Linked DNA regions of Homo sapiens: region 1 is linked to region 2. Evidence: read pairs that join two places in POLR2A ChIA-PET (ENCODE). Cell type or tissue: OCI-LY7. All regions are shown on one strand. Links, peaks and the distances in the headings refer to the core of each region. The heading gives the core; the rest is flanking DNA. Region 1 overlaps DEK (DEK proto-oncogene). Region 2 has its middle 57 kb from the start of RNF144B.

Region 1 (5,385 bases), core at 289-5,288, 71 kb before region 2:
CAGTATGGTGGCATGCACCTGTGGTCCCAGCTACTTGGGAGGCTTAAGCGGGAGGAACACTTGAGCCCAGGAGGTTGAGGCTGCAGTGAGCCATGTATTGCACACTGTACTCCAGCCTGGGTGACAAAGTGAGACCGTGTCTTAAAAGAAAGAAAAAAAAAAGAAAAAGAAAAAGAAAAAAGAAGACAGAGCCCTGGATATTATAATCCAAGTGCTAATATCCAGCTGTGTTTCCTGTGATAAATCATTTAATAAGTATATACCTCAGTCTGCTCAGTCATAAAGTGTGGAAATTGAACTAGTGGATCACTAACATTTACAGAAATTGATTCCATTGTGAAGTAATATACAAGTAGGTTTAAAGTGTAAAAAGGTCTTACAGTGCCTGGCCTGTTGTAAAGCAGTTTGTGTAGATTTCTAAGTTCATCGGTTTTCTTCTTACTTAGAAAAAAATGTATCCTCTCAATTTCACAAAGTTTCTGCCCCTTTCCTGGGGAAAAAAAAAAATCACAATTAAATACCTATGGCTTACTAATACATTTACAAAGTTAATTTAATGAGAATTATTTTCACAGCATAATTTACATGTAACTCTGCTCTTACAGAGCAAATTAAATAAAATTATACCAAAAGTATAAAACACTACCTTGCTGATACTAAGCTACAAACCATCATTTTCACAAATTTAGGCACTTTCACCACAAAATGAAAGGAAGCTAGAATAAACTTACCTTGTGCAATTGTAAATGGCTCTCTCTGTAAGGAAGAGACTTGCATTGTCAACCTCTCTACTTTTTTCTTTTCCCTCTTGCCTTCCACGATGAGACTCTTTTCTAGAAATTAATTTAGTATTTCTTAATTAACAAAAAGCTTAAACATTGTATTAACTTTATTAGATACACATGTAGAACAAAGTCCCCAAAACCTAATACTTTATTCTTCTTCTGAGCATGGTTTTGGAAAGCAAATGACATAAAAGAGGAAAACACTTGATTAATTAATAGAGCACCATGAAAATTTTTTCAGAGTAACATTTTACTCACCTGGCACTCACAGGGACTCAGTTAAAAAAAAAAATTAGAAAGCAAACTAATTTTTATCCAACTAAAATTATTGCCATTACAGTCCAGTCACTTCGTTTGTGAAAAAAATCTAGCTCTGTTTAATCTTTGGACATAATTCTATTTAATAATTGAGATTCAGTTTGCTGTACTTCAGGAATAATCAAATTTAGACTGGGAGATTAAGAACTTCAAAAGATATATAGAGAACAATAACAATTTAGTAAACTGACAAAAGAAACACAAATAAAGACTTCCAGGCAGAACAGCCTGAAGTACGTGGATAGGATAAAACTCTCCAAGTTTACATTTAATGCAATCAACTGGGAGAGCATTACTTTGTAGTTTATGAATAACATTCCTAATGATGACCATAAGTCACTCAAAGTTAAATTGTTTAGTCACAAAAATCTACGGTGAGGCGCGGTGGCTCATGCCTGTAATCCCAGCACTTTGGGAGGCTGAGGCGGGCGGATAACGAGGTCAGGAGATCAAGACCATCCCGGCTAACTCGGTCAGGAGATCGAGACCATCCTGGCTAACTCAGTCAGGAGATCAAGACCATCCTGGCTAACGTGGTGAAACCCCATCTCTACTAAAAAATACAAAAAATTAGCCAGGTGTGGTGGCTGGTGCCTGTAGTCCCAGCTACTTGGGAGGCTGAGGCAGGAGAAAGGCATGAACCCAGGAGGCGGAGCTTGCAGTGAGCCGAGATCGCACCACTGCACCTCAGCCTGGGCGACACAGCAAGACTCCGTCTCAAAAAAAAAAAAAAAAAAAAAAAAAAAAAAAAAAAAAAATCTAGAAAACAGGTAGCATATACTTCAAAATTCAAAACATTAAGCTCCATTTATCTAAAATAAAATCATTTTTTGAATGAAATAAAGTCAGATAAAAGAATACTATATACTGCTCGAGGTTCTGCCATTTATTTAATGCCTGTGTTGTGCAGCTGCACTCAATACTAAGAGGGGATAAATGGATGATAAAAACTGCGTATCTTTTGAAAAAGATGCTACTAAAGAAATGAGACATAAATATACGCCAATATAAAAGATAACAAAACATCTTAAGAAAGATACACAAATAAATTGCTGTGCACTGAGGAGGAATTGATTATTTTGGGACTAGAGAAAAAGGAACAAAGCACGTGTGCTGGCTTTTAAAGACAGCTTAGATTTAGTAATGTAAGGATTCGCACAGAAAGAATACTTCAGGAGAAAGGGCTATCAACAGGTATATTCTGGCCATGTTGTACAGAATGAAGACCAAACACACTAAAACAACCCCTACTATCACTCAACTTCATCAACTTAGTGATTTAAACTATTTGCTTGTCTCTGATTACTAACTACAAGCTAATGACTTCCCAGTCAATCTCCAAGCCACAACTTTCATCTGAGATTCATATTAACTAATATTGCCTCAGTATCTGTGAGGGATTGGTTCCAGGACGCCCCTCAGATGCCAAAATCCATGGATGCTCAAGTCCCTTATTTTTTAAAAAAATGGTGTAGTAGTTACATGTAACCTATGACCATCTTCCCATATACTTTATATCATCTGTAGATTACTCATAATGACTAATACAACTTAACTGATATGTAAATAGTTGTTATACTGTATTGTTTAGGAATAATAAAAAAATCTGTACATGTTCAGTACAGATGCAACCATCCATTTTTACCAATTTGTGGTTGATTGAATCCACAGATGAGGAACCCACAGATATGGAGAGCCAACAGTATATGCCTGTCTGTCATCTGGACAGCTACAATTCATGTCCTACAGGCACCTAAACTCAAAATATTCAAAAGAAAAATCATAATCATCTCCAAACTTGCTCACTTTGTGAATTTTTTTCAAAAAACATTAATACCATCCACCCACCTGCCAAAGACAGAAACCTAAGAGTCATCTTTTACTAGTCATTTCTCTCACTTCCCTTTTCCCCAAAATCACTGCCAATTTTGGCTAATCTGACCCCTTTCTTAGGACAGACTTCAGAGGATATATGAGAAAGCCTGGGTGCCTGGGCAGAAGCCTCCTGCAGGGGTGGAACTCTCACAGAAAACTGCTACTCAGGGCCAGGCGTGGTGGCTCATTCCTGTAATCCAGGCCCTTTGGGAGGCAGAGACGGGCAGGTCACTTGAGCTAAGGAGTCTGAGACCAGCCTGGGCAACATGGTAAAACCCTGCCTCTACAAAAAATACAGAAAGTACCCGGGCATGGTGGCGCATGCCTGTGGTTCCTGAGGTGAGAGGATTGCTTGAGCCTGGGAGGCAGAGTTTGCAGTGAGCTGAGATCATGTTACTGCACTCCAGCCTGGGTGACAAGTGAGACCTTGTCTCCAAAAAAAAAAAAAAAAAAGAAAGAAAACCTCTACTAGGGCAGTGTGGAGTGGAAAGGGGAAATGGGGGGTGGACCCCTAGATTCACCACCAAGGCTCTATTGGCTAGTGGAGCTGTGGGAAGGGGGCTGCCACCTCCAAACTCCAGCATGGTAGAGCCACAAGCAGCTTGCATCCTGAGCTGCCCAAAGCCTTGGGACCCCTCACCCCTTGCACCAGCGTGCTCTGGATGCCAGACATGCAGTAAAAGGAGATAATTTTGGAGCTTTAAGATTTAAAGACTGCCCTGCTAGGATTCAGACTTGTAGGCCGGGCGCAGTGGCTTACGTCTGTAATCCTAAAACTCTGGGAGGCTGAGACGGGCGGATCACCTGAGGTCGGGAGTTTGAGACCAGCCTGACCAACATGGAGAAACCTTGTCTCTATTAAAAATACAAAATCAGCCAGCTGTGGTGGCATATGCCTGTAATCCCAGCTACTCGAGAGGCTGAGGCAGTAGAATCCCTTGAACCAGGAGGCAGAGGTTGCGGTTAGCCGAGGTCAGGCCACTGCACTCCAGCCTGGGCAACGAGAGCGAAACTCCGTTTCAAAAAACAAACAAACAAACAAACACAGAAAAACAAAAACCAAACAAAAACCAAACCAGACTGTGTGGGGCCTATTGCACCTTTCTTTTGGCCTTTCTCCCTTTTGGAATGGGAATTTTACCCAATGTCTGTACCATCACTGTATCTTGGGAGTAAATAACTTGTTTTTGATCTCACAGGCTCATAGGTGGAAGAAACTCATCTTCAGATGAAACTCTGGACTTACAGATTTGGGACTTCTGTGTTAATGCTGAAACAAGACCGGACTTTGGGGGACTACTGCGAAGGCACAACTGAATCTTGAAATGTGAGAAACATATGAGAGTTGGGGGACCGGGGGTGCAATGATATGCTTTGGATGTTTGCCCCCTCCAAATTTCGTGTTGAAAAGTGATTTGCAATGCTGGAGGTGAGGCCTGGTAAGGTGATTAAATCATGGGGGCAGATCCCTCATGAACGGCTTAGCATGGTAATCCGTGGTGGTGAGTGAGTTCTCTCAAGATTTGTTTAAAAGAGCATGGCACCTCCCTCTACAACTTGCTCCCACTCCCAAATGAAATGCCTGCTCCCCCTTTGTCTTCTGCCATGATTGGAAGTTTCCTGAGGCTTTCACCAGAAGCAAATACTGGCGCCATGCTTCTTGTACTGTCTGCAGAACCACGAATCAATAAAACCTATTTTCTTTATAAACTACCCTGCCTCAAGTGTTTCTTTATAGTAACGCAAAAAAAAAAAAAAGCCTAATACAGAAAGTATTTCACTGTCTGGCTTCCATGATGCCTCAGTTCTAAAGTTAAATATTCAGGGTTAAGTAAAATAAAAACTTTCACAATTCTACTTGTCCCACAAACACCTCAAATTAGTAAAAAGAATAATAAATCACAGCTACAATAAAACTATTAGGGGATAAAATTTCTACAACATCATGTTTTTAAAAATAATTTGTCTAGAACAAAACATGGGATTCTTTCAACTACCAACTCTTCCCCAAGCATTACTGTGTTGGCCACTTACAGTATATTTACATGACTTCTCTAATTTTTTCCTGACATGAAGAAAATTCACCATTTCTTTGGCATCTCAACCCTGCCCCCACCAGAAGACCAAAATACAAACAAAAAATTGGAGAAAAAGTGCAGAGCCTCTTTGGCTAGCAGCGAGATAGTGCAGCCAATTTTGTTGTTGTATTAAAAATAATTTTAAAATAACATGTTGTTAAGCAATAGTTTATGTGAAAACTTATATTTAAAAAGCCATGCTTTACTTAAATATGCCCTTCTTAGGGCACATACCACTTTAAACAAACAAAAGGCACACCTTGTAATCTTAACCCAGATTGTGACCACAGGCTGGTTGAGGCTTAAAAAAAATCCGGGTTTAGGAAGAG
Region 2 (5,385 bases), core at 312-5,311:
GAGGCTGTCTCATAGGTTTATATAATTTGACACTCATAGAAGGAGAGGCCTCCTTTTACCTGAATGTTGTTCATTCCTAGCTTTTTATCCTTGGATTGGTTGGTGAAAAAGCAGCCAGCCTTGACTGAATTATGTGTGGAGTTGGGAGAGAGGAAGGAGGTTTCTAGGTCTGTGTTGGTGACCTAATTCTGTATTATGTTTTCAGCTTTGCTGACCTAATTCTGCATTATGTTTTCATTGAGTGAGCTTTTTATTTTTATATCCCTTTCTGGTAACGGAACTACCTTTAAGACTTTCAGTTTTTCCATGTCCCAACTTGCCACATTTTACGTGCACTTGAAAATTCACTCCTTAAGCTATTTTTCATTCTTTCAACCCAGTAGGAATAATATTGCCTGTTTATTATTTGAATAGCAGCATTACTGCTGGTATTATAAAGTCGCTGGTCTTGAGCATAATTTGTATGTGTAATAAGTTAATATTTGTTGTCAAGGCTTTAAAGGGGCTGTGTCTTTGGTGTTGGATTTTAATAGTTAATGAACCAATGGAATCTTTTTAGTTTTATTGCCTTCCTTGGGTGATTAGATATGCATCATCAGACCTGGTTTGCTTTCACCAACGCTGAAAACAGGTTCCTTGTTAAACACGTCAGTTACTTGTTTCTGGAAGTTACATTTACCACATACTGTGATGACTGGCATTGTTTTTTGGGTTTCCGTTTCAATGAAAAAAATTACTTGAAAAATGTTCTCTTATATTTTGAAACTGTGATACTCATGTTAGCTTGTGATTAGCACTAGCATTTGAGGAACATTCTAAATTCAATCTCTCAGGCATTTTGGTTTCTTTGTTTCTAAAACTTGTTCAATTATGCCTGATTTCCACTGGTAAGACATAATAACTCTTTTGTGCAAATTGGATGTTTGTATCACTTCCCTGCTTTTTAGTAAACTTTGAAATTCTTTTCAATTCCTGAAACTAAGTGGGAATAGTAACTAGATTAACCATGGCTTTTTTGTTGTTGTTGTTGTTGGAGAGACTGTAGCCTTGACCACCCAGCCTCAAGTGATCCCCCTGCCTCAGCCTCCTGAGTAGCTGAGACTACAGGTGCAAAGCACCAGCCCACCTAATATATATATATATTTTTAATAGAGATGAGGTCCTACTGTGTTGCCCAGGCTGGTCTTGAACTCCTGGCCTCAAGCGATCCTCCCACCTCTGCCTCCCAAAGTGCTGGGATTATGGGTGTGAACCACCGTGCTCAGCTAGCTTTTAAAAATAATGAGCATGAGGCAGGTGGATCACCTGAGGTCAGGAATTCAAGATCAGCCTGGCCAACATGGTGAAACCCCGTCTCTACTAAAAATACAAAAAGTTATTTGGGAGGCTGAGACAGGAGAATTGCTTGAACCTGGGAGGCAGAGGTTGCAGTGAGCCGAGATTGTGCCATTGCACTCCAGCTTGGAAGACAGAGTGAGACTTCATCTGAAAAAAATAAAAATAAAAATAATGAACAGGACATCATTGCTTGAAAATTATTTCTAAAAATCAGGACATTCCAAAAATAATGGTTCCTTTGAAAGTATTAAGCCCTTCTTGTTGCAGGCCTTGTGGGTGTGATTGGTTTGTGTGTGAGAAAACCATGCTAAATGTAAATAAGTACATTTAGTAACTCTTTAAGGAACAATTAGTTCCTTTTCCCAGGATAAATTTATTTTACAAGAAGTGATAAAGTGAATATTTTGTAAGAAGTATAATTTTAAAATTATTTAATGTGATTTTTTGGCACATCTAATATGCAAATATAGTATTTATATTTCCCTTTCCCGTTACTAAAGGGAAAAATAACTCTAGTGAAGAAAGCGGAAGAAAGGTCTTTTTGGTCTCTGCCCTTCACTCTGACTGTATTTCTTTGCTGTAGCTGTATTAACTGAGTAGTTAGCTCTAATTACATAGTTCATCTTTGCAGCAGCCTCAACTGATTCAGTTTAAAATCAGATTAAAACAAAACGTCCTTCTTCTTGTGTGTGCAACCCCATAATTTAGACTGTTCTGAGCTTTTAAAAGAATGCTTAGCCAGTTTTTTTCTCCAACCGTAATTTGACATAATTTCCTTAAAAAGCAAGGAAATTATGCCACATTTAAAGATCCTAGATTTAGTTGTCTAGGGGCTGTTTCTGATGATCAGGATAAATTAAGTGGACCACCATGCAATGTTTTCTTGTATGAGTAGTGGCGAGAGCCAGGGGTGGGAGATGAGGGGTTAGTTAGTCTTAAACAGCTCAGCAGGAAGAGTTGGCAGAGTTGGGATTCTGCATCTTTGACCTTTTAGCATTTCAGTGGGTCTTTGTTTTCATATGGACTTTTCCCTCTCCTCCATTTTCTTCCCCTTTTTTATATAAACTTTAAAAAATTGGTAATATTTAGATGCCCTCTGAGCTTTGGAAAGGCATTTTTGTTGTTGTTGTTGTTTCAGTCCATTGGGTACATTTAGTTCTGCTGTATCTACATCAGAAAAACCCTAAGTGTAATAAAGCACGTGAAGTATTACATTAGCTCAAGTTCCTTCTTGAGTCACTTCAGCTGTGGAGTTTCTCTTCCTTTTGCTACTTAGAAAATTGGGGCCTTTGGCTGGAGAATCACTTGAACCCAGGAGGCGGAGGTTGCAGTGAGCTGAGATCGTGCCATTGCACTCCAGCCTGGGCGACAAGAGTGAAACTCTGTCTCAAAAAAAAGAAAAGTAGGCTTTGGAATCAAAGAGTCCCCAAGCCACAGAAAGCTCCACCATAGCTCCAAGTCCTGCAAACCAAACAACTTTCAACTTCCCCATGTAAGTCCGGCATTTGGTTTATGATTTGGCAAATGCTGAAAGGAGGAGCTTTCACGCCAGCAATTGTAAGAAGGAAACTTAGCACTAGCTCCACAGCATAGCAGAGAGAGAACTATGTCAACTTGAAGATTTATATTAAATAGAGAAACAAGGGATTGGTTTAGATATATAGATGACTTATAAAGAGGAAGTTTGGGGTGGTGATTAAGGCCAGATCATTGGCTTTAGATAAATCTGATTCAAAATCTGGATGAGCATCATTAACAAGTCAGAAAAACAATAGATGTTAGTGTGGATGTGGTGAAAAGGGAACACTTATACGCTGCTGGTGGGAATGTAAATTAGTATAATCTCTATGGAAAACAGTATGCAGATTTTTTTTTTTTTTTTTTTTTTGAGACGGAGTCTTGCTCTGTCACCCAGGCTGTAGTGCAGTGGCCTGATCTCGGCTCACTGCAAGCTCCACCTCCTGGGTTCATGCCATTCTCCTGCCTCAGCCTCCCAAGTAGCTGGGACTACAGGTGCCCACCACCACGCTCGGCTAATTTTTTGTATTTTTAGTAGAGATGGGGTTTCACCGTGTTAGCCAGGATGGTCTCGATCTCCTGACCTCGTCATCCACCTGCCTCGGCCTCCCAAAGTGCTGGGATTACAGGCGTGAGCCACCGTGCCTGGCCTCAGATTTTTTAAAGAACTAAAAGTAGATGTATCATCTGATCCAGCAATCCCACTGCTGGGTATCTACCTAAGGAAAAATAAGTCATTATATGAAAAAGACACATGTATGCATGTATTTACAGCAGCATGATTCACAATTGCAAAGACGTGGAACCAACCTAAGTGCCCTTTGAGCAATGAGTGGATAAAGAAAATGAGATATACACACACACACACACACACACACACACACACACACACACACACCATGGGATACTACTCAGCCTTTAAAAAGAATGAAATAATGTCTTTTGCAGTGACTTGAATGGAGCTGGAGGCCGTTATTCTAATTGAAGTAACTCAGGAATGGAAAACCAAATACTGTATGTTCTCGTTTATATGTGGGAAGTAAGGCATGTTCACACAAAGGCATACAGAGTGGAGACCCAGAACGGGGAGAATGGGTGAGGGATAAAAAACTAGATAGTGGGTACAATGTACACTACTCGGGTGACAGGTACACTAAAATCTCAGACTTCACCACTATGCAATTCATCCATGTAGCCAAAACCACTTGTACCCCAAAAGCTATTGAAATAAAAATAAAGTGATAAACATAAAAAGAAACACAAAACAACAGCCCACAAAATCTGGCTGAGCCACTGACTAGCCAGGTGACCTTGATCTATTTAAGAGTTTTTCATCTATAAAGATAATATATAATGTTTAAGGGGGTTATTGTGGGAATAACATACCTATTGTGATGTCTAACACAAAGTAAGTTCTCAGTAATGGGTTATTTTTCGTCAATATTTTGTCATGTGTGTGCAAAGTGAGAAATAGACATTACAAATTTCTTTGTGGCTGTCTAGTTGAACTAAGAATGATGGATATTGTCTTCAGCATTAAATGTACCCATGGATAAGGTAAATTGATGTGATATTCAGTGGTGCTGATAGGCTGGAGGCAATTCTCCCACCTCCTGCCTGATGAACTCCTGGTTTTCCTTTAAACCCCACTCTTTGTCAATATCCCTGACCCTCCAGATAGCTCTTTCCTCTCCTCTGTTTTGCCTTTGTACCCAGGCCACTAGTCTGTTGTTACCTTTATCATGGAGTTCCTATGTTCTTCCTCCTGGACTATGAGCATTTGAGACAGGGATTATTTTATTCATATTCTCCCTCTTCCCACCCACTGTCTAGCACAGGGCTTGGCATATCCATTAGTTGGATTGAAATTGATTAGATTTAATTGAATCAAATCCTGTATAGAAAACAGGGTCATACCAAATATTTGGGGCTCACAAGGCTGTTGACAAAGTCTGTGAGATGCCTCATTTTACAGCCTTGTTTTTGATTCCAGGCCCCAATCTTAGTTAAGCACCAGATTATACATCACATCTGATATCATTCAAGACTCTTAATTGTCATTGCAGACAACGTGGTGGCATTCAGCTGCGAGCAGATGTAAGGTTTCTTGAGGCTTTACTGTTGGATTTGCTGTTCTCAGGGATATGAACAGCTGTGTGGTTCAGGCTTCTGGAATTAAGAGAGCCAATGTAACAATAAGGAGTAAGAGCTCAAGTATAAGTCAGGAATCATGCTCAGATGTCTGGGTTGCCTGGTGAGAATGTTCAAATGGATTTAATACTTTATCTTGACCAGGTGCAGTAGCTCATCCTTGTAATCCCAGCACTTTGGGAGGCTGAGGTGGGAGGATTGCTTGAGCCCGGGAGCTCAAGACCAGCTTGGGCAACAAAGTGAGATCCTGTATCTACAAAAAATAAAAAATAAAAAAATTAGCTGGGCATGGTGGTTCGTACCTGTAGTCCTAGCTAGTTGGGAGGCTGAGCGGGGAGGATCGCTTGAGCTTTTAGGATTTTGAAGCTGCAGTGAGCT

Evidence for each region. Peaks named below come from ENCODE experiments on the same cell type or tissue, not always from the same donor. Only the 100,000 strongest peaks of a DNase experiment are listed, where the experiment ranks them.
Region 1: POLR2A ChIA-PET joins it to region 2 with 5 read pairs; 2 of 35 experiments call an interaction of 5 or more read pairs at or near these places.

The regions. Positions count from the first base shown.
Region 1 is chr6:18,257,573-18,262,957 of GRCh38, forward strand. DEK (DEK proto-oncogene) reads right to left here. Exons shown (of 11, transcript NM_003472.4): 3 at 732-833; 4 at 381-490. Among named protein-coding and RNA genes, the nearest start is that of DEK, 4.3 kb to the right of the region's middle. RefSeq lists an enhancer at 2,845-2,964. In OCI-LY7, for the core only: a CTCF peak has its summit at 3,256; a DNase peak (open chromatin) is centred at 3,009; H3K4me3 peaks cover 3,258 bases; H3K27ac peaks cover 2,718 bases.
Region 2 is chr6:18,328,091-18,333,475 of GRCh38, forward strand. No RefSeq gene overlaps it. Among named protein-coding and RNA genes, the nearest start is that of RNF144B, 57 kb to the right of the region's middle. RefSeq lists a silencer at 2,839-2,888. In OCI-LY7, for the core only: no CTCF peak of the experiment used is centred there; DNase peaks (open chromatin) are centred at 651, 1,901, 2,581 and 2,851; H3K4me3 peaks cover 2,114 bases; H3K27ac peaks cover 3,689 bases.